Regions from separate parts of the Homo sapiens genome. Here region 1 is linked to region 2. A link is an interaction called in ENCODE POLR2A ChIA-PET data of the cell type or tissue named here. Cell type or tissue: PC-9. All regions are shown on one strand. Each heading gives the region's core, and the rest is flanking DNA. Links, peaks and the distances in the headings are about the cores only. Region 1 holds the start of LOC101927234 (a long non-coding RNA gene). Region 2 holds the start of LOC105376080 (a long non-coding RNA gene).

Evidence for each region. Peaks named below come from ENCODE experiments on the same cell type or tissue, not always from the same donor. Only the 100,000 strongest peaks of a DNase experiment are listed, where the experiment ranks them.
Region 1: POLR2A ChIA-PET joins it to region 2 with 12 read pairs; 6 of 35 experiments call an interaction of 5 or more read pairs at or near these places.

Annotation. Positions count from the first base shown.
Region 1 is chr9:72,524,018-72,539,861 of GRCh38, forward strand. All of the region lies in intron 1 of TMC1 (transmembrane channel like 1), which reads left to right. LOC101927234 (a long non-coding RNA gene) reads right to left here and starts at 3,648. Exons shown (of 3, transcript XR_001746721.3): 1 at 3,550-3,648; 2 at 1,246-1,352. It overlaps LOC124902347 (small nucleolar RNA U13), which reads left to right and starts at 3,219; the gene lies at 3,219-3,322. RefSeq lists enhancers at 734-1,295, 1,296-1,857, 2,848-2,897, 3,238-3,407. In PC-9, for the core only: no CTCF peak of the experiment used is centred there; DNase peaks (open chromatin) are centred at 1,364 and 3,464; H3K4me3 peaks cover 2,200 bases; H3K27ac peaks cover 6,238 bases.
Region 2 is chr9:72,469,712-72,485,555 of GRCh38, forward strand. It overlaps LOC105376080 (a long non-coding RNA gene), which reads left to right and starts at 8,357. Exons shown (of 3, transcript XR_929925.3): 1 at 8,357-8,673; 2 at 9,543-9,715; 3 at 14,396-15,844. It also overlaps the pseudogene LOC100289351. RefSeq lists enhancers at 3,897-3,996, 7,342-7,636. In PC-9, for the core only: no CTCF peak of the experiment used is centred there; DNase peaks (open chromatin) are centred at 7,490 and 8,660; H3K4me3 peaks cover 1,310 bases; H3K27ac peaks cover 3,672 bases.

The sequences.
Region 1 (15,844 bases), core at 28-8,027, 49 kb after region 2:
GTTATCATCATCCATTTTCACTCGTCAGTGCTGGGGAGCCCATTAAATACTTGCCACTATACTTGGTCCCAACAGTTAATAGACTGTAGCATCTTTTATTTCTTCACCTAGCCTGAAATCAGTTGAGCTTTTGCAGAATCTTAGATATGTCGTTTTTTTCTTCAGGTTTAGAATGGGGCACTTAAAAAGATGCATAGTACTTGAAAATAGAGAAAGAAAATAGCATGTAGAAATTTGTGCCTTTATTCTGCCCAAACGTCTCAAAAAGGAAAAAAATAATTTTAAGGGTAAATATTGTCATCAATTTATCTGAGCTCTTTTGACTTCCTTTGAGCCTGAAAAACAGGATCAGTGTCTTTTTAGTATTTACCATAGTGCCTGATATGTAGAAGGTGTTTGACCAATGTTTATTAGATAAATGTTCACTTTTATTACTAGTAATATTAACCACATTTTAATAGAGACTAATAATACATGATAAACTTCTCAAGGATGCGATCTCATTTGATCACTATAACAACCCAATGAGGTAAGCGAGGAATAGTTGTTAACTCTAATACATGTTATATCTTATCCTTGACCCAGTATTACCCCAGTCATGCCTTCCTTTCCCTGCAATGAAAGAAAACCGATAAACACAAAATGTTGTATCCCATATAAGCATTCATTCTTATGGTAGATAAGTAAATGGAAAAGATAGGTATGCATTCTCAATTTTTTTAAGTCCTAGAATTATAAAACAGTAAAGAAGTGAGAAGAGAGAGAAATCTTAAGGGACCAACCTCTTGATTTTACAGGTGAGAAAACTGAGGCCACATAGCCATTTAGTGCAGAGCCAGGATTATAAACCAGATGTTTGGAATCCTATGTGGTGGTGGACACGAGGATATACTAATTAGCGTCGTTACCGGAAAATTCCACATATCTCTAAGGAGCAGATCACCACACACCTGCACAGCCCAAGCCTGGATTGTGGAGGTTTTTCTTGTAGAGTTTGTCTTTGATAGAAAGATACGGTCCAGAAGGCCGGCTTCAAGGACATAAGAAAGGGCATATTCAAAACAAATACATGTATGCCTATTCTTTTAAACCGGTACTTAACAATAGTATCCAGGTGTCCAAATATAATAGCTTATCTGTTTTATTTTTTCCAGAAAAGGAAACAAGGTCTTAGAGAGGTTACATTTTGCATAGGATTTTGTTAGCCAAGTCAGCATCTGTTTGCATCTTAAAAATGAGTCATACCTATTCCTTGTAAGTAGGACAGGAGGGCAGCTGGAATTTCCCAGCTCACTCCTTGTCACTGCTTCCTGCCTCTGCTGCTCTTTGTCCTCCACAGCACGCTTCATTGGCTAAAAAGTGAACCAGATACTACATTACCTCAGGGCAGTTGTAAGTACTGAGTCAGATGCCTTAGGCTTGTGTGATGGGAAGTTTAGGGCGAGACCAATGTCTTGCTTTAACAACAGTGTGAATAAGTTAATTTCTTTTGAGATTTTATTACTCAATATTCCACCCAGAAAGAAACACAGATGACACTCAGCCAATCAAAGGCCATCTGGGACTGACAAACGCAGAGCTTGTTGTAGATGACAAGGCTCAGTGGATGGATCATCACTGAAAGAAAGGGAAACAGTTTGAACTGTTGTATCTCTCTCCTTGCTCACATGAAAAACAAAAAAATCCTTGGCCAGTTGCGGTGGCTCACGCCTGTAATCCCAGCACTTTGGGAGGCCCAGGCGGGCAGATCACTTGAGGTCAGAAGTTCTGGACCAGCCTGGCCAACATGGCAAAACCCCGTCTCTACTAAAAATACAAAAATTAGCCGGGCGTGGTGGCACACACCTGTATTCCCAGCTACTTGGGAGGCTGAGGCATGAGAATTGCTTGAACCTGGGAGGTGGAGGTTGCAGTGAGCCAAGGTCGTGCCACTGCACTCCAGCCTGGATGACAGAGTGAGACTCCGTCTCAAAAAAAAAAAAAAATTCCTTAACCACAGACTAAGTAAGCATTATTGCACAGAGTGTCATTCGCTAATCTTGCTTGTGCCTGAACTTTGAAAGCACCAGCCCCTTGCTTTGGGGGCTGGGGGCGTGGGGTGTAAGTGTGTGTGTCCTCTAGAAGAAGACAACACTGAGAACAGAAGGAGAGGATCTTGGAGATTTGTTAATTTCCTATTGCAGTTAGCCTTGTCTGGGGCTCTCACTTTAGCACTTAAAATAACATACTCCTTTGCACAGATGTTATTTTTTTCTCTTCATGTGTACAACTTGAATTATCCAATGGCCTTGCTTTGAGGATATTCATCCTATCTTATTGATCCTGTCACTGTGTAGGACAATGGAGAACACAGTAAAAAACCCTCAATGGATACTACTTACACTAAATTAACTCTATGAATTCAAAATTTGAAGATGCTACTTAATCATGTAAGCCTGGTTCTCCAAAACTTCATCTGCCATGGGAAAAATCAAAGCTTGTAAAATGATTAAACTTGTAAAGGAATTAAACTCTAGGATTCACTCATTTTATAATTGGTATTTTCACCCTAAGAGCTTTCTTTTTCCTCTCTGGTGTTTAAAAACAAAGTAAAACCAGACAAAACAAGATTAACTAAATTAAAACCCCTGTGACTTTAAAAAATGTAGCCAAGAATAATGTGCAAGTGTCTAGTTAGGCCAATAGATATCCTTAACATACGTGAGCTGGGAACACAAATGAGCATGAAGGGCAAGGAAGAGCACCACCCCCTGCTTCTTTTCCTGCTCCTGTTCTTGCAGAGGGTCAGGCTTGGAGACCACATATGGTCAGCTCAACACTCAAGTCCACCAAGCAGCCCATGAGGAACTCTTCCTTCCAGAGTTGTGCACACCATGCAGTGTGGTCCACCTGCAGAAGCACACAACAGGCGCTGCCTGGGCCAGAGGTCCATTCAGGCCATGGAATTGGTCTCAATGCCATTTAGGCATGAATCCAGGGTCCTGGGTACCAGACGCATGGTCTAGGTAGGGGGTGTCATGTACTAGGTGAGCATGGGGTTCCGCTGGGCATGTTCCCTTGTCTTGTAGGATGTTAGCTCTGAGGGGCGTGGCTGGAAGAAGGCTAGCCTTGAGCCCTCTAAAAGGCAGGGCTCAGGGCAAAGCTCCCAGTTGCTCAGGCCTGTGGGTAATACTGCTTAAAAATCCCCTTGAGAACTTCTTTAAAATGCAAATATCTCGATTCTTTTGTAGTTCAAAAGCATGATGATTGGGTGTTCACAGGCATGTGTAAGACGTGACACCCTCTGAACCTCCTTATGACCCGGTACATTACCTGTCTGACCTGAAAAAAAAATGCAAATTTCTGGATTCTACCCGCCTCCCCGCACTCCGACATTACGATGTAGCAGCTCTGTGGTAGGATCCAGGAATCTGCCTGTGTAATCACAGGTTGATATTCTGGTGTTTCCTGGTTTTGCTCTGCTGATTTGGGGGATGTTTACCAGCAGGAGAGCAGCCTCTTTCCTCTGCCCTCCTCCCTTGCTGCCCTCCCCAGACCCCAGTGACTCACGCTCCTCCTGCTCCTCCTGTTGCTGGCCTCTCTGTTGTGGTTGCCAGCGCTACTTTGCAGACGCTGCCTGCTCCCTGCACGCCAACACAGATTCTGTTTCCCTGCGACCGCTGCTGCTGTTGTTTGTTCCGTCCCTGGTTTATTGTAGGAGAGCTGATTGTTCTGTTGCCACTGCTACCAAGCTGCAAACACCAGGCTCACGGTGCAAGGGGAAGGGGCTTCTCCTCTGGGTGTTCTGCCTCTATCGCCTAGGCTCTCAGGCTTTGTTGCCAATGGCACTGCGAGACCCTAAACTATGGCCTTGTGATTCCCACATCTCCATTTAGTTCTTTCTTTTGTTCTCTAAGATCTGAGAAGGAGCCCATGTCTTTCAGTGTTCCTGTTTTCTTGCGATACTTCCCCCCTCCCCGACTCCAGAATTTAGGGCAACCTTCTGCTGTGGTCTGAATGTTTATTTCTCTCCACCCCGCCAAACTTATATGTTGAAATCTTAACCCCTAAGGTGGTGGTATTAGAAACTGAAGCCTCTGGGAGGTAATTAAGTTATAAGGACAAAGCCCTCATGAATGGGATTACTGTTCTTATAAAAAAAAGGCCCCAGAGAGCTAGCTAGCTCCTTCCACCATGTGAGGACACAACGTGAAGGTGCTGTCTATGAGGAAGGGTCCCTCACCAGACACCAATCATCTGGCACATTGATCTTGAACTTCCTATCCTCCAGAACTGTAAACAAATAAATTTCTCTTGCTTATAAACCATAAGTTCATGATTTTTTTTTTTTTTTTGAGACGGAGTTTCGCTCTTGTTGCCCAGGCTGGAGTGCAATGGTGTGATCTCGGCTCACAACAAACTCCGCCTCCCGGGTTCAAGCGATTCTCCTGCCTCAGCTTCCCAAGTAGCTGGGATTATAGGCATGCGCCACCATGCCTGGCGAATTTTGTATTTTTGGTAGAGACAGGGTTTCTCCATGTTGGTCAGGCTGGTCTCGAACTCCTGACCTCAGGTGATCCACCCGCCTCGGCCTCCCAAAGTGCTAGGGTTACAGATGTGAGCCACTGCACCTGGCCAAGTTCATGATTTTTGTAATTAGCATCCAAAATGGACTAAAACCCCCATCCTCCTGAAGGTTCTGAATCTGAGGACCCAAGACTTGGCTCTCAGCCTTAATGTCCTGCTCCCACTATTTTCAGGGGGCCCAATATAAATTTCCTGAGTTTTTGAGGTGGTTGGGCTTGCAGACTGACCTTTAGTATGCCCTTTGTTACATTTACAAAATAGATTGCTTACAGGGTTAGACAAATACAGTTGACCCTCTGTATCCCTGCCTTCCATATCCATGGGTCAAAATTATTTGGAAAAAAAAATGTGTCTGTATTGAACATGTATAGATTTTTTTTTTGTATATTTCCTAAACTATATCGTATAATAACTACTTACAGAGCATTCATATTGTATTAGGCATTATAAGTAGTGTAGTTATGATTTAAAGTATGTGAGAGAATGTGCACAGGTTATACAGAAATACTACACCATTTTTTTTTTTTTAATCAGGGACTGAAGCATCTTTTCAGCTATGACTTTGGTATCCGGTGGCGGGTGGGGCGGTGGGTGGGTCCTGGAACCATTCCTCCATGAATACCAAGGGATAACTCTAATTGCTAAATCGTTTCCTATTTTTGTGAACTGGTAAAGGACTGCATGAGAAAGGCCAAAAATTAAAGAATAATATGCTTATTCAAGCCCGGTGTGGTGGCGGGCACTTGTAGTCCTAGCTACTTGGAAGGCCGAGATGGGCCCAGGAGTTTGAGGCTATAGAGGGCTATGGTTGCACCTGTGAATAGTCACTGCACACTAGCTCGGGCAACATAGCTAGACCCTGTCTCTAAAAAAGAAAAATTCTGCTGTAATAAACCTGCACGCATAAAATGATGTCTATGTGTCTATATAGTGTGTATATACATATGTGTTTAGGAAATGTGTATATATGTGTGTGTGTTTGTGTGTGTGGATACTGTATTAGTTAAGACAAAAAAATCTGGCTTCATATGTTATAAAATAATGTCTGGAGCTATCCACTCAAGTGTGCTTTCTTGTTTCTCTGTTTTTTTTTTTTTCCTATTTCATTCAGTGGTTTTCACTGCCTTTGGGAAAAAGTGACACAGCAAAACACTTAGAAGAATCAAATGTTTATCCTTTGAGAATGTGGTCTGTACATAAGAGAAAACATTTAGAATCAAATTATGAGACTAAACCAGTTTCCCTCACCTGCAGCTAGATAAAAATTTCTAAGAGGAAGGAGAGAATCAGGAAAGATTGAAGACTTGACTCCCTGATAAGGGTTCTGCCCGAGTTCTGAGAATGGAGAATAAAAGACACCCTCCCCCTCTCTAATAGATTTTGTCAGTGAAGGTCAGAGAGGCCCACGAAATCAGGTCTGGGGAGCAAGGTAAAACCCAGAATTTCTACATGATCATGTTAAAGAGGGAATAAAGGAATATCATTATAGTGTATCTGGGCAGGTGGGCATGAGACAGCCTGATTGAGTTCCTGAAATCCCAGGTCGGTGTGGGAGCAGCAGAATATTTTAGGTGGCTGAGAGCTCCATAGTTTCTTTCTTTCTTTCTTTCTTTGAGATGGAGTCTCACTCTGTTGCCCAGGCTGGAGTGTAGTGACGCGATCTCTACTCACTGCAACCTGTCTCCCTGGTTCAAGTAATTATGTCTCAGCTTCCTGAGTAGCTGGGATTACAGATGTGTGCCACCACACCTGGCTAATTTTTTTTTATTTTTAGTAGAGATGGGATTTTATCATGTTGCCCAGGCTGGTCTCAAACTCCTGACCTCAAGTGATCCACCTGCCTCAGCCTCACAAAGTGCTGGGATTACAGGTGTGAGCCACCAGCAGTCCCAGCTACTCAGGAGGCTGAGGCAGAAGAATCGCTTGAACCCGGGAGGTGGAGGTTGCAGTGGACCGAGATTGTGCCACTGCACTCCAGCCTGGTGACAGAGCAAGACTCCATCTTAAAAAAAAAAAAACCTTCTCAAGGTATTTTCTGTGCTTCTTGTTTTCTCTTTTGTATTTTTCATCTTTATATCTTTGTGTTTCATTCTGGATAACTTTTAGTGACCTGTCTCCTAGTTCACTAATTCTCTTTTTAGCTATGTCTAGTATTATAATTTGTTTATTGAATTATTAAGTTTAGGTATCAAATTTTCAGCTTTAGGATATCTAATTTGCCACTTGTTTTCTGCCATGATTTTTTTTTTTTTTTTGAGGTGGAGTCTTACTCTGTCACCCAGGCTGGAGTGCACTGGTGTGATCTTGACTCACTGCAAGATCTGCATCCCGAGTTCACATCATTCTCCTGCCTCAGCCTCTCAAGTAGCTGGGACTACAGGCGCCTGCCACCACGCCCAGCTAATTATTATTATTATTATTATTATTTGTATTTTTAGTAGAGACAGGGTTTCACCATGTTAGCCAGGATGGTCTCCATCTCCTGACCCCATGATCCACCCACCTTGGCCTTCCAAAGTGCTGGGATTACTGGCATGAGCCACTGCACCTGGCTTCTGCCATAATTTTTAACCTTGAGTTTTACCTACTTAAACATAGCAAACACAGTTGTTTATATATTTATCTAATAATTCCAGTATCAGGAGCCTCTGGAGTCTACTTTTGTCTACTTTCATTGTTTTTTGTTTTTTAAATTTACATTAACAGTGTCTAGTCTGTATTTATGCCTGGTTACTTTTGATTGTGTGCTAGACATTGTTTTTGGCAAATAATTTTTTAAACACAATATGTACAAATCATATGAAGCCTAGACTGGTGTTTTGTTCACCAAAAAAGATTTTAAATTACTTCAGTTACGTTCCTAGGGACACTATTAACTCAGGATGATGTTAATTGAAGTTTCAGATTTGATATTTTCCAGGTCAACTGGACCAACTGTCCCTGCTATATGATTTATTTCCTAAAGCAATATCAAGTTCAGCTCTGCACCTCTCTTATATACTATGGAGCTCTCAGTCACATAAAATATTCTGCTGCTCTCACACTGCCCTGTAGTTCATAAGAGGAACAGTTTACTGTTAATCCGTATTACTCTTACATCTAGGGTGTAGCTCTTTGAGCTACCAGTCCAAAGTGAAGAATAATTTACTGAATTCCTACTTTGTCTGGCTCTAGGCACTGATTTTTTTTACCCTCTTGGCCACCTATCTTCAATTGGAAAATGCCCTCAATTCAAAAATGCTCCAAGTGCCAAGCTTTCCTATCTGAATTCCCATTTTTTCCTGTATCTGGCTGGCAATTCATTAGAATCCTGCTAGCCCTCTGATGCTTCTAAGATTTTCATCTTTTATTTTTATTTATTTATTCGAGATGGAGTCTTGCTCTGCTGCCCAGGCTGGAGTGCAGTGGTGTGATCTTGGCTCACTGCAACCTCCATCTCCTAGGGTTAAGTGATTCTCCTGCCTCAGCCTCCCAAGCAGCTGGGACTACAGGCATCCACCAGCATGCCCGGCTAATTTTGTATTTTTAGTAGAGATGGAGTTTCACCATGTTGGCCAGGCTGATCTTGAACTCCTAACCTCAGGTTATCTGCCTGCCTTGGCCTTCCAAAGTGTTGGGTTTATAGGCATTAGCCACCATACCCAGCCTGAAGTTTTGATTAAAAATGCTTTACTGGGCTGGGCATGGCAGCTCACGCCTGTAATCCCAGCACTTTGGGAGGTTGAGGCGGGCAGATCACTTGAGGTCAGGAGTTCGAGACCAGCCTGACCAACATGGTGAAACCCCATCTCTACTAAAAATACAAAAATTAGCCAGGTATGGTGGTGCATGCCTGCAATCCCAGCTACTCAGGAGGCTGAGGCAGGAGAATCGCTTGAATCTGGGAGGCAGAGGTTGCAGTGAGCCGAGATCGTGCCACTGTACTCCAGCCTGGACAACAAGAGCGAGACTCCGTCTCAAAAAAAAAAAAAAAAAAAAAAAAAAAAAAAAAAAAAAAAAAAAAACTTTACCGGAATTAAAGCCCAGTCATCTTGAAGCCATGATCATGACGCTGTGGAAGAACCGGTGAGGTAGGATGAGACATATTCTCAGATGCTATGCTGATTTGGGGCTGTGATGATTTTGGACCATAGACTATGATGAGGCTTCAAAAAGAGTGCAATAGTGTATTTTAATTTCTTTGGTTAGATTCAAATTAATCTTCAGAAAGACAAAATGCAGATGTAGTCTTGTTAGAGCTTGCTGATGAGACTAAATTTTCCAAGTGTTTGAGGAATGCCTAACAGGGGAAAGGCAAAGCAAACTATTTTTAATGACCTTATGGCTCTGAATTGCTAAAAGGGAGTCAGTCCACCAGGCTCAGGCTACTTGGAGTAGAGGATCCTGTTTCAGTGACAAACTGGCTCATCCCTTAATCTGCCATAAAATGATGGCTTAGCATACATGTAGGAGCTGGGGCTAAGGGAGAAGGAGGTGCTGTGTTTTGCAGAAGAAGCTACATTCTGTAGTAAGGCCTGACTCTTCCCTGGCCTTGGAGGGGAAATACTTGTGAGACAGTGGCCAGGATCAGCTGAAGTGCCCTCTCTTCTTGCTTTGCCTATGGGACACTGAGCCCCTTTTTGTGGAATATATTCATCCAGAGAACCCTCACACCTTATAATGCATAAAGTGATAAAGGCTTGGAGATCTGGAGAAACCCAAGGTGCGATCCCTGGCTCTAGAAGAAACTCTGGGCAGCCAGCATGATTTACTTTTCTCTGCTCCAAAGACTGGAGGATAAATTAAAGGAAAAGAGGGTATGACCCAGCAATCCACTGGTGCGAGTTGTTGCTTTAAGCAAAGACTACTGCTTCTCTTCCTGATTTTCCCCTGACCATACTCTCCCAGAGGTGTCTCCCAGCAACCACCAGAGTTGTGGTTAAGTACACCTAGCCAATCCAATAAATCTAAAGGAGATGCAGTCCACACAACCTTGCATGACTTGTCATGTGAGTTACTGTTCTGGAGAGACAAACTCAGGCTGGAAACTTATTTGAGATAGCTTATGAAAACAAAGATAATTTATGATAAGGATACAGGCACTCTCATACAATCTAAGGTAGAAAAACAGCTAAGCATCAGAACAAACTGGACCAAAGACTTAAACACTTCTGCTCCTTTGTGTAATTGGTTTCATGCGTTTCTCTCTCTCCCTTCCTCTCTCTCTTTTCTCTCTGTGGACTAGGTTTTTCTACTTTTCATATACAAATTTTAAAAATACAATTTCTGGCCAGGTGCAGTGACTCACGCTTGTAATCCCAGCACTTTGGGAGGCCGAGGGAGGTGGATCACTTGAGGCCAGGACTTTAAGACCAGCCTGGCCATCATGGTGAAACTCCATCTCTATTGCAAATACAAAAATTAGCCGGGTGTGATGGTGCACGCCTGTAATCTCAGCTACTTGGGAGGCTGAGGCAGGAGAATCGCTTAAACCTGGGAGGCAGAGGTTGCAGTGAGCTGAGATTGTGTCACTGCACTCCAGCCTGGGTAACAGAGTGAGAATCTGTCTCGAAATAAATGAATAAATAAGTAAAATAAACAATAAAAATAAATAAAGACAATTTTAAAAATTTCCCAACATTAAGTGTCAGCAATTTGGAGAGGGACAGCTGTCTCTTGTTCTCTCTCTTCTCCAATTCTCAATTCCTAGGTCTGATGCTTTCCCTGGCTCAACTGACTATGGTTGTGGGGTAGGGCCATGAAACAGAAATATCACATTAGGATCCAACCTTTAATTATGTAGATGGACAGCAGTTTACAGAAAAAGTGGTGGGGAGGTGGAGGGAGGTGCTGAACAGACATTCTAAAAGGGCTCCACCAAAGAAAGCTATTTGTTATATTTATGAACATTCTGGAAAATTCTTTCAATTGTGTTCATGAATAAATTATGATTGGTTAAAAGCTAACACACATGTAGATTATATAACTTCTAAAATTTGTATTTGGTATCTGAATCTATATATTATTTTGGCATGTATAGAAAAATCCCAGATATTTCAAAGGCTATCATTAGAAAAACGTTAATGAAAAGGTTAATGGAATTCTATATATTTAGTTCCTGTGAGAATGTCCAGTTTAACTTTCTTAATCAACTGATGAAGAAACAGAACTGAAATCACAAGATTATAAAGATATTTTAACGATGCATTTAGGTTTTCATTCTAAATGCTGAAAAAAGGTATCCCTGCAAATACTGGTTAAGAAATTAAGAAGTCCAAAACCCAATAATGTAGTTGGCAGCCTGTTATAAAGATTTAGAGTATTCAAAGATAAAGGCAAATAAAAAGACTACTTTTTATACCAGAGTAGAAACAGTTTATTTTCATGATCACTACTCTTACTTCAAATATATCTATTATCTAAGTTGATGCTTGCAAAAAGTCCTGATTCTTACACAAAGGCAGTCGATTCATGGATCTCTTAGAGAGAGAGAAAAAAAAAAAGCTAGTTGGGTGTGTTACAGTTATATGAATCATGTAGGATGCTGCTTAACGCTATATTTATCATGGATGAAGGCATGTTTTCAGGGGAAACTATGAGTCTACCTAAAGTTACCCAGTTCACCTCTGTTCCAAGGGACTCATCTTTTCAGCATTTTGTTTAGCATGTTACAAAGTACCCCGATGTCTTCTAAACTATTAGGATTGCAGGAGGAAACTCTCCCAGAGCTGCTAGAAGTCATCCTTGAAAGTTTGGATTTCTCCCGAAAACTTGTATTTCTATCATTGTTTTAACTATCTTCTTGAATCCTCTTGATCCTGACCTACATGTCCTCTTCCCTTGATTGCATTTAAATTTAGCTGCATATAACCTTGCTCTTTTCCTTCTAATCCAACCTATAAACCATATCAGGGGAGGATATGTGATTTGTCAATTTTGTTGCCTCACTTCCTCCTCAAGAACTTTCAGTGGCTCCATTTTACCTCTGAGATTAAATTGCAGCCACTCATCCTGAGTTTTGGTGTTCCACAATCTGACATATCTAGTCAGCTTTGTGTTCTAGTGTGTTTGTGTTGCTATAAAGGAAGACTGAGACTAGATAGTTTAATAAGAAAAGAGGTTGATTTGGCTCACAATTCTGCTTGCTGGAAGATTGGGCATTTGGTAAAAGCCTTAGGCTGCTTCTATTCATGGCAGAAGAGTAAGCGGAGCCTTCATGTGTGGAAATCATAGGGCAAGGGAGGCAGCAAGGGAGGTGTGGAGAGGTGCCAGGCTCTTTTTAACAACCACTTCTCATGGGAACTAATACAGTGAGAACTCACTGACTCTTTCTACAGGGAGGGCATTAATTTATTCGTGAATGATTCTCCCCCATGACCAAAATACCTCTCATTAGGCCCCACCTCCAACATTGGGATAAAATTTCAACATGAGGTTTGAAGGGGGGACAAACATCCAAACTATAGCATTCTGCTTTGGCCCCCTAAAACTTATGTCCTTCTCACATTCAAATACAATCATTTCTTCCTAATAGTCCCTAAAAGTCTTAACTTGTTCCAGCATAAACTCAAAAGTCCAAAGTCCAAAGTATCACCTGCGACTCAAGGCAACTTCTTTACAGCTGTGAGCTTGCAAAAATAAAAAATGAATTATATTCTTCCATGATACAATGGTTGTACAGGCATTGAGTAAACATTCCCATTTCCCTAAGGGAGAAACTGGCCAAAAGAAAGTGGTAACAGGTCCCATCCAAGTCTGAAACCCAGTGCGGCAGACATTCTTTTTTTTGAGGCAGAGTCTCGCTCCGTCACCCAGGCTGGAGTGCAGTGGTGCGATCTCGGCTCACTGCAAGCTCTGCCTCCTGGGATCACGCCATTCTCCTGCCTCAGCCTCCTGAGTAGCTGGGACTACAGGCAGCTGCCACCATGCCTGGCTAATTTTTTGTATTTTTAGTAGAGACGGGGTTTCACTGTGTTAGCCAGGATGGTCTTGATCTCCTGACCTCGTGATCCGCCTGCCTCAGCCTCCCAAAGTGCTGGGATTACAGACGTGAGCCACCGCGCCTGGCCAGACATTAATTCTTAAAACTCCAAAATAATTTCCTTTGATTCCATATACCACATCCTGGGCATAGTAGTGTGAGGGGTGGGTCCTAAGGCCTTAGGCAGCCCCACTCTTTGGCTTTGCTGGGTGCAGCCCACGTGACTGCTCTCACAGATTGAAGCCCAATGCCTGTGCCTTTTTCAGGCTGCAGTTGTATGTTGCTGGTGGCTCTATAATTCTGGGGTCTGGAGGGTGGTAGCCCTGCTCCCACACCTCCAATAGATAATGCCCAAGTAGAGGCTGTGTGTGGTTGATCTGACCCTATGGCAGACTTCTGCCTGCCTTCCCAGGTGTTCCAATAAATCCTCTGAAATCTAGGTGGAAGCTGCCAAGCCTCCAACATTCTTGCATTATGGGCACCTGCAGATTTCACACCATGAAGCCACCAAGGCTTACCACTTACACCCACCTAAGCAGTGGCTCAAACAGTACCTGGGGCCATTGGAGCCATGGATGGAGCCAGAGTGGCCAGGATGCAGACAGCAGCATCCTGAGGCAGCACAGGGCAGTGGTACCCCAGGCTTGTCCTGCAAAATTATTTTGTCCTCCTAGGCCTCTAGGCTTGTGATGGGAGGAGCAGCCTCAAAGGTTTCTGAAATGCCTTTGGGGCCTTTTTTTTCCAAAGTCTTGGCTATTAGAACCTAGCTCCCACTTAGTCATGCTAATATCTCTCTAGCAAGTGTTTGGCTGCATCCTTGAATTCCTCTCCTGAAAACACTCTTTCTTCATCTACCACAGGGCCAGGCTGTAAATCTTCCAAATTTTTATGCTTTACTTGGTTTTTAGTTACAATTTACAACTTTAGGTCACTCATTTGCTGCCATATCTAGTTTACAATCATATTTACAATTAAAAGCAGTGTAAACCAAAAAGTATCTGAGACAGGTCTCAATCAATGTAAGGGTTTATTTTGCGATGGTTAAGGACCATGGCCCATGACACAGCCTCAGGAAGTCCTGAGAACATGTGCCCAAGGTAGTTTTGTGTAGCTTGGTTTTATACATTTTAGGGAGACAGAAGTTACAGACAAAAACATAAATCAATACATGCAAGGTATACATTGGTTTGGCCCAGAAAGGCAAGACATCTACAAGTGGGGGCTTCCAGGTCATAGGTATATTCAAAAATTTCCTGATTGGCAATGGTTGAATGAGTTAAGCTCTGCCTGAACAGTTGAAGTCAGCTTGAGTTAAGATAAAGAGGTTGGCTGGGCACTGTGGCTCATGCCTGTAATCCTAGCACTTTTAGGAGGCTGAGGTGGTCAGATTGCCACCTGGGCAATCTGTTTGAGATCAGCCTGGGCAACATGATGAGACCCTGTCTTTCCAAAAAATAAAAAAATTAGATGGGCATGGTGGAGCACACCTGTAGTCCTTGCTACTCGAGAGACTGGGGCAGGAGGATTACTTGAGCCCAGGAGGCAGAGGTTGCAGTGAGCTGAGATTGCACCATTGCATTCCAGCCTGGGTGACAGAGCCAGACCCTGTCTGAAAAAAAAAAAAAAAAAAGTGAAAGTCAAGGTTCTTGTCATGTGGATGAAGCCTCCAGGTAGCAGGCTTCAGAGTGAATAGATGATGAATGTCTCTTATTAGAACTTAAAAGGTGTCAGACTCTCTGGAAAAAACTTGGTAAGGGAGAGATTCTCTACAGAACACTAACTTCCTCCACAAGAGACAACATTGCAGGGCCTTTTCAAAATGTCAAATAAATATATTTTGGGATAAAATACTTGTATTGTATTGTATTGTATTGTATTGTATTGTATTGTATTGTATTGTATCGTATTTTTGAGACAGAGCCTTGCTCTGTCATCCAGGCTGGAGTGCAGTGGCACGATCTCGGCTCACTGTAACCTCCGTCTCCCCAGCTCAAGCGATTCTCCTGCATCAGCCTCCTATGTAGCTGGGATTACAGGTGTCCACCACCATGCCTGGCTAATTTTTTTGTATTTTTAGTAGAGATGGGGTTTCACCATGTTGGCCAGGCTGGTCTTGAACTCTTGACCTCAAGTGATCTGCCTGCCTTGGCCTCCCAAAGTGCTGGGATTACTGGGATTACAGGCATGAGCCACCACACCTGGACAATAAAATACTTTTATTTCCTTTAGGTCTTGCTATGTCATGTGATGCTATATCAGAGTCGGGTTCAAATTTGGTATCTTATTGCTACAAAGAGTCTGTCTTGTCAGTCATATGATCTCTGTTTTAATGTTAATGCTGGTCATTTGTGTCTAAACTCCAAAGGGGGAGGGTGTAATAAGGCATGTTGGGTACCCTCTCATCTTGCTATGGCATGAGCTAGTTTTTCAGGTTTCTTTGGGATCTCCTTGACCAAGGGGTCCATTCAGTTGATTGGGGGAGTTTGAATTTTAATTTTGATTTCCAGCAGCCACGCCACTTCTTGAATGCTGTGTTGCTTAGAAATTTCTTCTGCTGCTGGGCATGGTGACTCATGCCTGTGAGAGGCAGGCACTTTGGAAGGCTGAGGTGGGCAGATCAATTGGGCTCAGGAGTTTGAGACCAGCCTGGGCAACATGGCAAAACCCCATCTCTACAAAAAATACAAAAAAAAAACAACAACAAAAAAACAAATCAGCCAGGTGTGGTGGCATGTGCTTGTAGTCCCAGTTACTCGGGAGGCTGAGGTGGGAGAATGACCTCAGCCTAGGAGATGGAGGTTTCAATGATCCTAGATCGTGCCACTGCATTCCAGCCTGAGTGACAGAGCAAGATCCTGTCTCAAAAACAAAACAAAACAAAACAAAATTTCCGCCAGATATCCTAGGTCATCACTCTTAACTGCAGCCTTCCACAAATCCATAGGGCATGGACACAACACAGCCAAGTTTTTTTTTCTAAAGCATAACATGGAACCCTTTGCTCTAGTTCCCAGTAAGTTTCTCATTTCCTTCTGAGACCTGCTCAGCCTTGCCTTTACTATCTATATTTCTATCAGCATTTTGGTCAAAACCACTTAACTAATCTCTAAGAAGTTCCAAACTTTCCCTCATCTGCCTGTCTTCTTCTGAGCCCTCCAGGTTCTTCCAACCTCTGTCCAATGCCCTGTTCCAAAGTTGCTTCCACATTTTCAGTTGTCTTTACAGCAACATTTCACTACTTGGTACCAGTATTCTGACTTTGTCCATTTTGCATTGCTTTAAACGAATACCGGAGGATGGGTCATTTACAAAGAAAGG
Region 2 (15,844 bases), core at 4,860-12,859:
GAGTTCAAGACCAGCCTGGCCAACATGGCGAAACCTCGTCTCTATTAAAAATACAAAAAGTCAGCCAGGCATGGTGGCACACGCCTGTAATCCCAGCTATTTGGGAGGCTGAGGCAGGACAATTGCTTGAACCCAGGAGGCAGAGGTTGCAGTGAGCCATGATCGAGCCACTGCACTCCAGCATGGGCGATAGAGGGAATCTCCATCTCAAAAAAAAAAAAAAAAGAAAGAAAGAGAAAGAAAGAAAAAATAGAATGGGGGTTGCTATGGATGGAGGGATGTGAGGAAGGAATGGAGAGTTATTTAATTGGTATAGAGTTTCAATTTTGCAAGATGAATTGCCTCCCGGAGATGGATGTTGGTGATGTTTGTATGTACTTTATACCACTGAAGTGTGCACTTAAAAATGGTTAAGATGGCAAATTTTATATGTGCATTTTACCACAATTAATAATTTTTTTAACTTTTTAAAAAAATAACCAAGTGTGCTTGTCTGTTCTAGAAATGAAAACATTAATTTTATCTACTCTGATCTCTGGAATATATAAATCATCAATAAATAATCATGGCTTCTTACCTTGCCACTGAGTCACATGGAGGTGGAGGCTGCAGTGCATTCAAGATTTGACTTCACCTGTAATCCACCGCCATAGCTGTGGATTGCTGGAGGTGTAATGGACATTAATACTGCTTTTCAAGAGGTGCTGAAAACCGCCCTCATCCATGGTGGCCTAGCATGTGGAATTCATGAAGCTGCCAAAGCCTTACACAAGTGCCAAGCCCATCTTTGTCTGCTTACATCCAACTGTGATGAGTCTGTGCATGTCAAGTTGGTGGATGCCCTTTGTGCTGAACAGCAAATGAACCCAATTAAGGCTGATGACAATAAGAAACTAGGGGAATGCCGGGCGCAGTGGCTCACGCCTGTAATCCCAGCACTTTGGGAGGCTGAGGCAGGCGGATCATGAGGTCAGGAGATTGAGACCAACCTGGCCAACATGGTGAAACCCCGTCTTTACTAAAATACAAAAAATTAGCCAGGCGTGGTCATGCATGCCTGTAGTGCCAGCTACTCAGGAGGCTAAGGCAGCGGAATCACTTGAACCCGGAAGGCGGAGGTTGCAGTGAACCGAGATTGTGCCACTGCACTCCGGCCTGGCAACAGAGCAAGATGCTGTCTCAAAAAAAAAAAAAAAAGAAAGAAAGAAAAGATAAGAAACTAGGGGAATGGGTAGGCCTCTGTAAAATTGACAGAGAGAAGAAGCCCCTTAAAGTGGTTGGTTGCAATTGTGTAGTAGTTAAGGACTATGGCAAGGAGTCTCAGCCAAGGATGTTATCGAAGGGTCCTTCAAATGCAATAAATGAACACATAAAACTTTGGCTCTCACACATACACACACACAAATTGTTGTGGCTATAAATGCAGCCATAGTTGTGTTGATAAATTCTGATCTTGTCTTTGCTATTCCTTTGGGTAGTTCATCTGTTTTTATGGAAATAAAGCTCGCCTTTGTATGGATAATTTCACCTAGACCAATTTTACCAATTCTGGTCATGCAGTTCTAACTTCTTGCATGGTGGTTTCACTGGAACATTACCAAATTACCCCAGGCACATCATGGCTAAATGAAAAGTCATGTTCTTTGTCTGTAACCAGTGTCTGCCTCTTGAATTTCCTGTGTCTTTTAGTGGTTATTGTCATTGTCTTAGTTATTATAGCTTAGATCCACGGGGTCATTTTGGATCCTGTCTATTTTGCAGTGACAATTATTATTATTATTATTTTTTGCCTTCATTCTTTTCTATTCCTAAACATACTATACAACATTTGAGGTAAATTTAACTTTTAAAACATTCAAGCCCCAGGAGGCTGAGGTTGCAGTGAGCCAAGATCACGCCGTTGCACTCCAGCCCAGGCGGCAGTTGGAGACTCTGTCTCAAAAAAAAAAAAAAAAAAAAAAAAAAAATCAAGCCATCCACTAACTTTTCCAAAGTAATCTCCTGCTATAATCAAGATCAATTATCTTCTTCTCCCAGTGTAGACTACTTAATGTCTGCATTTTTATTTTCCAGTGTTTTTCACCCACTTCTTTCCAAAAATAATGGTCTTCTTCCTCTTTTCCACTTAATCTAATGATCTCTTCCCATCAAACTTCCTTCTCCAGAAACTTTCCCAGGTTACTGCAGCCTGTAGCCATCTTAATCTCTGAATGGCTGCCTCGACACTTACTATTTCCTTTGAGTCACACAGTGGCCCTATCAACTCAGTGTCAGACAGGCATAACAAAAGCAGACCCAGGATGGTCAGAGTAGGGGATGGGGATGGATGAGGATGAGGGATGTGAAGATGGGGGTGTCAAATGATAGAAGTGTGTTGACAGGAGGCCAAGAGCTGAAAGGGGATTGTGGCCAAGGTTAGATAGTGAATTTGCTCAATAGGAGACACAAATGTGAATAAAAGGTGCATGAAAGTCAATCTTTGGGAAAGCCAGGAGAACAATGAGAATAAGTATTGAGTTAAACCGAAATATCCCAACTTCCGATAAGATTTCTAGTCACTGTGTCTTGACTAGTGCACAGTCCCAGGCCACAGGGCAGATTAGGAGACAGAACATAGGTGTGGCATTTGACACATGGTTCCTAATCCCGGTTCTGCCACTTACTTTCTGTGTAATCTTGGGCAAATTACTTGAACTTTCTGAGCCCGTTGTTTTCATCTCTAGAATAAAGATAACAAAACCAAGATTATAAAGTCATCGTGATGATGAGATAAAATAAAATAATGTAGATAGGCTGGGCGCGGTGGCTCACGCCTGTAATCCCAGCACTTTGGGAGGCTGAAGCAGGCAGATCACGAGGTCAGGAGATCGAGACTATCCTGGCTAACATGGTGAAACCCCATCTCTACTAAAAATACAAAAAAATTAGCTGGGCATGGTGGCAGGCGCCTGTAGTCCCAGCTACTTGGGAGGCTGAGGCAGGAGAATGGCGTGAACCCGGGAGCTGGAGGTTGCAGTGAGCTGACATCGTGCCACTGTGCTCCAGCCTGGGCTACAGAGTGAGACTCCATCTCAAAAAAAAAAAAAAAAAAAAAAAATATATATATATATATATATAGATAGATAGATAGATAGATAGACAGATATAGATATAGATAAAGTTCCTAGTGGATGCTCAGTAATGGTAGCTATCAAATTTTTACTTGGTCTGAGAATAATTACTCTGATTACTCTGTAGCTATGAATGAAAACTATCTTTCTTATGATGTATAAAGAAAATATCATTACTACATCACTGTGTCAATAAAGCTTAGTGTTCATGAATGTCAGCCCATAGCTTAAGTATGTAAGAAATATTGCCTTCCTTTATTCCTTTTTTCCTTCCTACCTTCCCCTCTATTTTTTTCTTTCTATTTAATTTTGACTCCAATATAGACTGTTGGGAGTTTCAATCTCAATGATTCTTGGGATTCCCCACCTTCTTCAGTTTTACACCAAGGGTGCAGAATCTTTAACTGAGGCACTAGGCAAATCCTGCTACTCACTGGTCTCTGTCTACATCAAGTCCTGCTGAGATGCCTACCATGCCTAGAACTCCTTCCGACGTTTTCCACAATTGGACACCAGGGATCTTTGGTCAATCTAGGAATACTAGGTCTAAGTCTAGTGTCTTAGGAAACCACATGGAAATACGGAAGGAAGAAGGACAGAAGGAAGAAAGGGTGGAAGAAAGGAAGGAAAGAAAAAAGCCACTGGCTCAGGGTCAACTGGGTTTGTTTATTAGGCAATAGATTAACAGGTGAAGAAAGCCATGTAGTCTAGGTAGAAATGAAAACCTCTGGAGGAAAAAATAGAGTGGAAAAGAGCAGAAGGAAAAAGGCCATGGAAAAGCCTAAAGCCCAAACTATTGTAGAGATTTTTCATTTGCAATTTGCAAGTTTTCTTCTGGTAGAAGAGACATGCAATGTATAAAGGGTATTTCCAGTTGACTCAGAGAAAGAGAACTCATGGGTCATGTGAAGCAGGAAGAACATAATAAATGACTTCATGGTTTGGTCTTACTCTAACTTGATTACTTGACTTCATCTTGTTTCTTCACCTGTAAAATGTAGAAGTTCTAAACACAAACTCTTAAAAATATATTTGAATTCTAAAATTCTCTAAATCATGTGAATTGAGAAAGATAATTTTATAGGATGGGCTTTGCTATGGTTTTCAGAGTCATGACTATGAAAGAAAAATGAAGTCAGAGGCAAAATAATCTCTTCTTCTTCCCAGGTGCCATTCCTCTTTGACTGCATCTCTGTTACAGCAGGTATAACTTTCAGTTCTGATTTATGGCCTTTTACTGGCAAGTCTTATCTTCTTGTTTACTACCAGTTTAAATTCTTTAAGGAACTAATTCAGCTACCCAGACCTATCTTCCTTCTCTTTTCCCTCCCTGCTCATACATATTCTCCTTGAACCTAGTAAGCACAAACAATTTTTTCATAAGCAAATGGAAATGACCAGCTTTAAAAACTCAATAATTTCCTCTGAAGGTTACTCGTTGACTTCTCTTGGAAAGTTGTTTCTGTGGCTTACATCCTGACAAACTGAAACTGCTTTTGTCCTAACATATTTATTATTAAATTTTCACCACTGTGCTTAATGCTTTACAGTAATTTTCTCTTTTAATCTCACAACAACCCTGAAGAGCAGATCTGAATGCCATTTTGAAGACAGGAAAACAAAGGCCCACAGAGGTTATAGGATTTGCTAAAGATCATTCAGCTACTAAGGAGCAGAAGCAGGACATGATTCCAAGTCTTTCAGATTCCAAAGCCCACCTCCATATAGTAGAGGTGCGTTCTCAATTCTCTAAATACAGCTAATAGTAACTACTTCACAATTGGAAAGGCCAACTGATTTGTGGATATGCATAGAATAATAATAACGGTAAATTTGGAAACAAAACGACCTCTCCCCAAATCACTCTGAACAGAGTCTGATTTTTAGCAGCTATTTTGTGATATAACATACAGCATTGAAGTCTAGCCTTGAGTTTGTAATCATGGTGCTTACACAGGGTCATCAGGAGTTTGCAAACACAGTTACTCTGCTCTTAAGCAACAGAAGTTTTCAGTGAGAGAAAAAGGAAAACATTTTAAATATAAACATTTTGGAAAGAAACTGATGACCCATCCCATTAGAACGATTCAGACGGGAAATAATAGCCCTTTACTTTCAGCTTATTCTGAATAAGCAAGTATTTTCAGTGTGCATTCCATAATGACTCCCAATTCTCAGAACACTGAAAAACCTTTCAACAAACTCCAGAGGAAAATAAAGTCTGCTGTTGGTGAGACAGGGAACAAGATACCATCATCGCACAGTGACTGCCCAACTCTACAATAAACACATCAGGGAATATCTCCTGTATGTGTATGACACATTCTTAATCCACAATAAATATGTATTTGAACAGTAGATGTATTTTTCTTTCTAAAGAACAATTTTCTGTAGATATTTATGTCTGATTAAACATCAGAACAGAATCTACTTGCCTGTTCTCAGAAGTCCCTGTTTTACCTTAAGTATCCCTTTTTCATAATCTGGTTCAGTAACAGCTTTTTTGATTGAAAACTTCTTTTGGTTTGACAGTTTTTTTAATGTATGACATAAAAGTTTTAATTTAATATGCCAACTCATCTACTCTTTCCTCATTTATACTTTTTTTTTTCCCTCCAGTGGCACGATCTCAGCTCACTGCAACCTCTGCCTCCTGGGTTCAAGAGATTCTCCTGCTTCAGCCTCCCGAGTAGCTGGGATTACAGGCGCCCGTCATCATGCTCGGCTAATTTTTGTGTTATTAGTAGAGACGAGGTTTCACCATGTTGGCCAGGCTGGTCTCAAACTCTTGACCTCAGGTGATCCACCCGCCTCGACCTCCCAAAGTGCTGGGATTACAGGCATAAGCTACCACACCTGGCCTATACCTTTAAAAAATAAATAAATAAATAACTAGGCCGGCCAGGTGCAGTGGCTCACGTCTGTAATCCCAGCACTTTGGAGGCCAAGGCGTGTGGATCACGAGGTCAGGAGTTTGAGACCAGCCTGGCCAACATGGCGAAATCCCATCTCTACTAATAACACAAAAATTAGCTGAGCATGGTGGCGGGTGCCTGTAATCCCAGCTACATGGGAGGCTGAGGCAGGAGAATCTCTTGAACCCGGGAGGCAGAGGTTGCAGTGAGCCGGGATTGCGCCACTGCACTCCGTCCTGGGTGAAAAGAGCGAGACTCTGTCTCAAAAAAAAAACAAAAAACAAAAAAAAAAAACCAAACTGGACTGGGTGTGGTGGCTTTAACTGGACTGGGTGTGGTGGCTTACACCTGTAATCCCAACACTTCGGGAGGCTAAGGCAGGTGGACTGCTTGAGCTCAGCAGTTTGAGAGCAGCCTGGGCAATATAGCAAGACCCTGTCTCTACTAAAATCAAAAACAAATTAGCTGGGTTTGGTGGCACATGCCTGTAGTTCCAGATACTTATGAGGCTGAGGCAGGAGGATCACTTGAGCCCAGGAGATTGTGGCTGCAGTGAGCTATGATAACACACCCTGGCAACTGTTTGCTGCTACTGCTTATCTCACACAGGTGAGGAAAATGACCTCTCTGCGTGTCATTTCTGGCTCTATTACTCAAACTCTCTGACTCTAGCAATTATGGAGAATAAACAAAATTTTGGAGGAGAAAACATTAATTATTCACTTTTTGGTGAAATATGTCGATTTTTTGGTATATGTATGATTTTTAGTCTTTACATAGAATTTTCTCTATTGGATTTTATATTTTAGTAAATGAAAGAAAAATCTCATTTAAAAATGTGTGTCCTATATTCCTATTACCATGAGTTTCTACAAATTATAATAAAATCTTTTTACTGGAAAATATCTACAAAATAGCAAATTGATAAAGGAATGAGGAATATTTCAAGCTACTTCCAAGGATGATTGAAGTTTGACAAATTCAACTCCCAGAATCCATCATTTTTGAGGCTGATGGTTGTTTGTGTGTGGGTGGGTATGCACACATGTGTGTTTATGTGTGCAGAGATGATACTAAAAACCACAGATGACAAATTGGTGATTATTCTCACAGATATGTTTTGACCTCCTAGCATAGTATGTTGCAAAATCAAATTTATTGCAAACATTTATAAATCAGCAAACAACAAGAAAGCAGAATTCTGTAATCTCTTAGAAATGAGAAAATGTGGCAAAATGGGACCCTTAAACTCTCAATGCAAAGATTGGCTGGAGTTACGGAGAGACTGCAGAAGTAACCAGTGTTCATGATTTCCAATTATCTCATTCATCCTCATTGCTATGCATTACCTACCTGGCCCCTGTAGATATTTGAGTTTGAGGCCCTTGCTTTGAAGAAAACTCTGTGGGATTTCTTTCTAAAGTGGTCGATGACTCACTGATTTTATGGATAGTGACTCACAGTAGAGACATATTGGAGGTGTCTCAGGCCAGCTCACCAGCCAGGTGTAAAAGAAGGCTGCCTGTTAAGGAGCTCTAATAGCCCCACCCCTTCAGGCTCATGTGGATGAAGAGTCATATTGGAAGAGGCAAGAACAGCTTCACAAATCCTGAGGGAATGTGCCAAACTTCCATCCTCCTTGGAAGCAGCTTGAAATTGTACAACTGTCTTAACTTTCACTCATCAATGTACTGTTTTGTTATTTGACAATAAATGGGTTTTATTATAATTTCTAGAAACTCACTGAAGGTAGGCACAAAAAGGACATAGATTTTTAAATTAGGTTTCCATTCATTTATACAAAATCCATGGCCTGGATTGAGAACACAGCCTTTGCTTTCTTTCCTATTCTTACTTCTGGGAGGGAAGTTTCTGACTGTGAATATTGTCCTCAGAGGACTCTCATTTATTAATACAAAGGCATGTGTATATGTAAAAGTGTATGTAAACCAGCAGGCTTGGCTTGGCTTTCATGGAGCAAAACTAAGAGGTCTGGCAATTGTCCTGGTAATCACCTTGATAAAAACAGCAGATCTATTTCTGTTCCATGATGGATATTCTGGCTTTAAATTAGTTCAATTATTATGGTGCCTGAATTAATTAACCAGGTAATTCTGCAACTGGGAAAAGTCTCCTTCGAGATGGAGTGGGTATCTCCTGCTTATGCCTCTATTGCTATGTAGCTTTTAAGTGGATTAATTTTAGAAAGTTCAGCTCACAAAGTTCCTTTTCCCTTACTGACAGCCCTGTAAACTTGACTTTAGATCTGTAACGGATGTCACTACTTCAAAGAACTGTAATCCTGTGTTTGATACACTCCTCCTGCCCCCAGGACATTATCTGTGCGAGAGAAGGGAAGCCAGGAACCCAGAAATGGTCTGCAGGGAGGTGAACTGGAATGGCAATACATGGTACACGGAAGAGCTTTGCCTCTGACGATGACCCTCAGCTTTCCTGCTGCTCTCTTCCTAGGTTTTGTTTCTAAGTATCTGGGCTTTGAAGAATGGGGGTGGAGGGATTCAAAGAAGACTTTTAGGAGGAGCCAGTCCCACTAGCAGATATTGTTGCTCTAACTCTGCCTAAGGAGCAATTTCTGGCCCTGAGTCATGATCCCAAACAGGAAGTGCTTCTGAGTTCCTCCAAACAAGGTATGTGGATGAGGGGGTGGAGTTTAGTACACAAATACCTAGCTGCCAGCCTTTCATGTTTACCAGGGATCAAGAATAGGTCATTTAAGGTCAAAGATATATCCTTTCTTGTCACTCCAAAGAATAAATAGTGTTGTCTTACACTCTAGGTGAAATGCTGACTTGAACTCCAGAGATATATTTGCTTTGGAGTTTTTCTTTCTTTTTTTTTTTTGAGACTGAGTCTCGCTCTGTCGCCCAGGGTGGAGTGCAGTGGCGCGATCTCAGCTCACTGCAAGCTCTGCCTCCAGGGTTCACACCTTTCTCCTGCCTCAGCCTCCCGAGTAGCTGGGATTACAGGCACCCGCCACCACGTCCGGCTAATTTTTTTTTGTATTATTAGTAGAGACGGGGTTTTACTGTGTTAGCCAGGATGGTCTCGATCTCCTGACCTTGTGATCCACCAAACCTCGGCCGCCCAAAGTGCTGTGATTACAGGCGTGAGCCACCGCACCCAGCCGGAGGAGTTTTTCTTTAATGCTACCCAAACGCACTCTATAACTGTTATGGGCTTCAAAGAATTACATGAATAAAGTGGCTTAAATTTAACTTGTGTTCATGTTTGATCAGTTTTCTAGAGGAAAGTTTAAAGCCAAAACACTGGGGAATTGTGGGGGCAGGAGAGGGTAAAACAACTTGTTTCTTTCTGAGGTGCAACTAATATTTGAGTATAAATTGGTGTTTGAGTAGAATTGTAGAAAAACAAAATACAGGGTTGAAAGATGTTTAAGAGGTCCTGTCCAACTCTCTTCCTGAGGATGCATGAATCACCAGCCCACTCCGATTCATTCTCTCTGAAATGCTTCATCTTTTTTTTTTTTGTTTTTCAGGTTTTTGCTACTTCAGGAAACCATAGTTGTTGGCTGATTTAGAAAAATTACAGCAGCATTATACAATAAGAGCTATTTCTGCCCTCTTGTCACTAAAGTATAACAATATTGCGTCCGGAATTGGTGGGTTCTTGGTCTCACTGACTTCAAGAATGAAGCCGCGGACCCTTGCGGTGAGTGTTACAGTTCTTAAAAGCGGCACGTCCGGAGTTTGTTCCTTCTGATGTTCGGATGTGTTCGGAGTTTCTTCCTTCTGGTGGGGTTCGTGGTCTCGCTGGCTCAGGAGTGAAGCTGTGGACTTTCGCCCTGAGTGTTACAGCTCTTAAGGCGGCGCGTCTGGAGTTGTTCGTTCCTCCCGGTGGGTTCATGGTCTCGCTGGCTTCAGGAGTGAAGCTGCAGACCTTCCTGGTGAGTGTTACAGCTCATAAAGGCAGTGTGGATCCAACGAGTGAGCAGCAGCAAGATTTATTGCAAAGAGCAAAAGAACAAAGCTTCCACCTTGTGGAAGGGGACCCGAGTGGGTTGCCACGTTGGCTGGGCGGCCTGCTTTTATTCTTTTATCTGCCCCCACCCACACCCTGCTGATTGGTCCATTTTACAGAGAGCCAAGTGGTCTGTTTTGACAGGGTGCTGATTGGTGCGTTTACAATCCCTGAGCTAGACACAAAGGTTCTCCACGTCCCAGCTAGATTAGCTAGATGCAGAGTGTCCACACAAAGGTTCTCCAAGTCCCCACCAGAGTAGCTAGATACAGAGTGTCGATTGGTGCATTCACAAACCCTGAGCTAGACACAGGGTGCTGATTGGTGTGTTTACAAACCTTGAGCTAGATACAGAGTGCCGACTGGTGTATTTACAATCCCTTAGCTAGACATAAAGTTTCTCCAAGTGCCCACCAGAGTCAGGAGCCCAGCTGGTTTCACCCAGTGGATCCCGCACCAGGGCTGCAGGTGGAGCTGCCTGCCAGTCCCGCGCCCTGCGCCCGCACTCCTCAGCCCTTGGGTGGTCGATGGGACTGGGCGCCGTGGAGCAGGGGGCGGCACTCATCAGGGAGGCTCAGGCTGCACAGGAGCCCATGGAGTAGGGGGCGGGGAAGGCTCAGGCATGGCGGGCTGCAGGTCCCGAGCCCTGCCCCTCGGGGAGGCAGCTAAGGCCCGGGGAGAAGTTGAGCACAGCAGCTGCTGGCCCAGGTGCTAAGCCCCTCACTGCCCGGGGCCAGCGGGGCCGGCTGGCCACTCCCAGTGTGGGGCCTGCCGAGCCCACGCCCACCCGGAACTCGCGCTGGCCCGCAAGTTCCACGCACAGCCCCAGTTCCCGCCCGCGCCTTTCCCTCCACACCTCCCGGCAAGCTGAGGGAGCCGGCTCCGGCCTTGGCCAGCCCAGAAAGGGGCTCCCACAGTGCAGTGGTGGGCTGAAGGGCTCTTCCAGCGTGGCAGAGTGGGCACTGAGGCCAAAGAGGCGCCAAGAGCGAGGGAGGGCTGCGAGGGCTGCCAGCACGCTGTCACTTCGTAGTATCTAGTATGTAATAGACCTTACACTGTAAGAAAACTCTGTTCTTAGCTGAGTAAGGAAATTCCGAAAACAAGGCCTCTACCTGTGATTTTTGAACTGGGAACCGTCAGGTCAGTTTCCTGCATATCTAGGAATACAAATAATGTTGCCTTGGGGAATAGACTTGGAAACACAGGAAAACACTTTCTGTACATTATCATTTCCATTAATTTGAGCAAGTGTTGATCAGAATAAATTATTTATGTGAGCACTGGGAGCTGCCTCCCTATGCGCAAGGCAATCTGTTAAAGATTTGCTATCATGCTAGTGAATGGGGGGAATGGAGTAGTACATTTTATGAGTCATAAATGGAGCATTAGTCCTCATGTTTGCATTTGGAAGTGAACTCTTGGTGAAATGTACTGTAAAACAAAACAGAGCATGGAAAACCAGATTCACTAATGGCATAAATCAAAATAATGGAAAAAAGAAACCTCTGGTAATATGCCAAATATGATAATCACACTGCAGATTAGCCATGATCATTAAGGCAGAGAGGGATTTGAACTGTGGAAGGATCGGCTGACCCATGTTTTCATTTGATTTCTAACAGAATGTGTCTCTTTGCCATAGCTTTTCAGAGAGGGCATGTGAACGTCAGTAGAGAAGAGCATGAACAGAGTTCATGTGGTTTTCCTACATTTATTAGAGTCATTGCATTTTGCTATAGTGTCTACAGGCAAGGTATAGCTTCCAGGGATAACCAGGTAGTTCCCCTACAGCAAATAAGTGACAGTAAGAACAATTAGAACAATTTTTAGTCTAACTGTTTCACAGACATTATTGTATTTAACGCATGCAGTAAACCTGTGAGGCAGGTGCACTATCATTAACCCCATTCTACATTTGGAGAAACTGAGGCACAGTAAAGGTAAGTGCCGCGCTCAAGGTCACACAGCTAGCAAGTAGAAGAGTCAAGAATCAAACCCAGGCAATAAAGTTCTAGGCATTATACTCTAAATCATTGAGCTAAACAATTTTGAAAGATTTTGTTTTGCATTTTACAAAGTTATCTAAAATTCACCTGCATTGGATTTCTTAGGGGTGCTTCTTAAAATGAAATTTCGCAGCCCAGTACATCAGATAACACAGTCTCTGGAAGCTGGGCATAGTTGGAAGATTAACAGCTCTCTTGTATAGCAAAGTTTGAGAATCTCTGTTCTAGTGAGTGTGGGAGGGAGATAGAAATTCTTTTTGGTTTTCTGGGCCCAAAAGATGCCTTGCAAAACTCTCTGAATTTTATATGTAAGTTTATGTCATCTGCAAATAGAGATAGTTTTACTTTCTTTCCAATCTGAATGCTTTTTATTTCTTTTTCTTGCCTAACTGCCCTGGCTCGACCATCCAGTACCTTGTAGAAATGATGAGAGTGAACAACCTTGTCTTGTTACCGGCTCTCCAGATTTTGAAGGGAAAACTTAAATGGGTTTTTCTTAATATATTGAGAATTCACTGTTGAAGATCATAGCTTGGTGTCTGCCATTCCTAACCTGGATTCCATCAGAAGATGCCTACACACCAGAAATACCAAATATCCTTCTAATTCATTCACAGACAGGAAGTATGGTCTTCCCAAAAGGACACCTGGCAGGAAAGCCAGGCATACATAGATTCTTATAGAGCACTAATGAATGTGAATGAAAGTCATCAGCTCTTGCCCTCCAAATTCAGCGTAAGGACTAGGTATGTAAATGATCTCTCCCAGTGAAGATTTGTTGAAGTTAAATAATGAACATTTTCAAATTATACATGTATAAGTCCCATAGAATTGGTGCTAAGCCAGCATGTCTGGGGGCTATGCATTTTTAAAAGTCCTGGGCATTATAATCCACTCCCTAGTTGATATAGATTGTATATCTGTCCCTATCTGAATCTCAAATCGAAATGTAATCGCCAGCGTTGGAGGTGGGGCCTGGTGGGAGGTATTTGGGTCATAGGGGCAGATTTCTTGTGAATGGTTTAGCAACATCCCGTTGGTATTGTCGTCATGATAGTGAGTGAATTCTCCCAAGATCTGCTTGTTTAAAAGTGTGTGGCACCTTGTTCTCTCCCTCCCTTGCTCCTGCCTTCGCCATGCGATGTGTCTTGCTCCCTCTTTGACTTCCACCATGATTGGAAGCTTCCTGAGGCCTTCCCAGAAGCAGATGTCACTATGCCTCCTGTACAGCCTGCCAAACCATGAGTCAATTAAACCTCTTTTGTTATAAATTGCCTAGTCTTAGGTATTTCTCTATAGCAATGCAAGAACGGCCTAACACACTAGTGAAGAAACACTGCAGTGTAGAAGCCAAGCTTTAGAGAAAATCTGATGTTTCCTGAATCCTGTCAAGGTCCCCACAAACAGTACTCTCATACGGATGAAGAAATAAAAGGCCATGGCTGCCTAAATTCCCCCCAAATTAAATGGTGTAAATCAACCGTCAGTAATTGTTCACAGATCCTGTGGGTCAGGATTTCAAACAAAGTTTGGAGTGGGTCTGCACCATGACATCTGGAACGTCAGTTGGAAAACTTGAAGCCTGGGGCTGGGATTATCTGAAGGCTCATTGCTTCATAGCTAGTGATTGATGCTGGTTGTTGGCTGAGACCTTAGCTAGGGCTGTTGGTCAGAACACCTATATGTGGCCTCTCCATGGGTTTTGAGCTTCCTCACATCATGGTGTCTGGGTTCCAAAGGCAAGAATCCCAACAATGCAGAAGCAATATCATCTTGTCTGACCTAGCCTTAAAAGTCATACAGCATAACTTTTGTTGTATTTTGCTTGTAAGAAGCAAGTCACTAATGTGGGCCATACTCAAAGCAGGAGAATTAGACTGCATCGTTTATGGGAAAAATATCAAAGAATTTTTAGACATACTTTAAAATCATCACAGGTGCTGTGCAAAGAAAACAATATAATAAAACATCTAACATTTATGGGGTACTTATGGGTCAGATACTCTCCTAAACACTTTATGTAAATAATCCCAGTCCTCCCTTACTCTATACGACAGGTGATATGATAATCTATGTTATAGATAAGGAATGTTCAGTTGTATAACTTGCTATCTCAGAGCATAATCTAAAGCATAACTTGCTAGAAGTAATGGTCATATGATTAAAACCCAGTCATTTGTGCTTCAGAAATATTTTCTTACTCACTACTGTATGCTATACTAGAACTGAGGAGATGTGGGATCTAGTCCAAAGTACTAATCTGGGGAGAAATCTATTATGCTTAACGTGGTTTCCATGCTCAAAGCCCCATTCTGAGGAAAGATGACATTCAACTTTATCTGTCTGTCCTATTCTGTTTGACCAGGGATAGACACCTCCCTGAATAAAGCCATCATCTGTAATAACGCTGAGATCTGGAGGAAGAGCTCTGTAGCACTACTGCAGAGTTGCTACATGAACCCATCAGATCCTCCCTCCAGGAACTCGAATGTAAATCCATTCAAGAGAAGTCAACCCTTGGAAGATGGACAGAAGGGAAAAGACACACAGAAAATAAGCCAGAAAGCATCCACAGGAAGCAGAAGCTCTGGCAAGCAGGAATTAAGAAACAGAGAAAAGGAAAGTGGAAACATATGAATGCATGTAAACAATAGCAGTAAAAGCAAGGCAGAAAGTAGTTAGTGCCCATAACAGCAAAGGACTGAAGCAGGCAGACAGATACCTACATTTAAGGAGTATCTGCCAGAGCAAAAGAAGTAGATTGGGTATAAATTCACCTTATGTGCCTGCAGTGTTTAGTGCTTGGTGAGGTTTGGTCATGTTACCGCTGACATCTGCTACCCCTGTGTGTCCTTAAAATCAATCCTTATTATCTGATGTAACCATGAACTTCTCTTTCATTCCTTATGGCTTAAAATACCTTACCCACCAACTGTGCTATTAATGACTTGTGTGGCCCGAGATAGGTCACTTCCCTTGTCTACCTCGGTTTTCTTGGTGACAAGATGAGGGTTTGACCAGGTGATATCTAAGTTCACTTCCAGCTCCAATGCATATTATTTTGAACTTTAGCATGAAAGGGTTTGGTCACAGTTCTATTGCAAAATCCTGGAAATATCACCACCTTCTTTATTTCCAGCCCCTTCTCCAGCCACAGAGCGCTTTAAACTTGAGACTCGCCTCATAAGGAATCTAAATGCAGTGCCACTGTGCAAATTAGCTGTGCAGCATCCCAGGGGCACCCCAAGCAGGCTTGCCCAGCCTCATGCAATGCTTTCTGTTGAGCTATCAGGAGAGTGTATGCTCTGGCCCCATCTCTCCATTCTCAAGATACTTTTTCAACCCCTACTAGAAAGAGATGAAAACAAACTATGGGAAGTTGCAAACATGTTGATGGGAATTGAGGTAAAATGCAGAAAGGTTGCTGGGTCTGGTGTGGTTGGAGGTGACTATACCACTGTCCGAAGGAAATCTGGAAGGGATGATTTTACAGGTTTTACTTAAAATTTCATTTCTGGCCGGGCGCGGTGGCTCGCGCCTGTAATCTTAGCATTTTGGGAGACCAAAGTAGGCAGATCACTTGAGGTCAGGAGTTCGAGACCAGCCTGGCCAACATAGTGAAAACCCGTCTCTACTAAAAATACAAACATTAACCAGGACTGGTGGTGCGTGCCTGTGGTCCTAGCTACTCGGAAGGCTGAGGCAGGAGAATCGCTTGAACCTGGGAGGCAGAGGTTATAGTGAGCTGAGATTGTGCTACTGCACTCCAGCCTGGGCAACAGAGTAATAATAATAATAATAATAAATTTCCTCC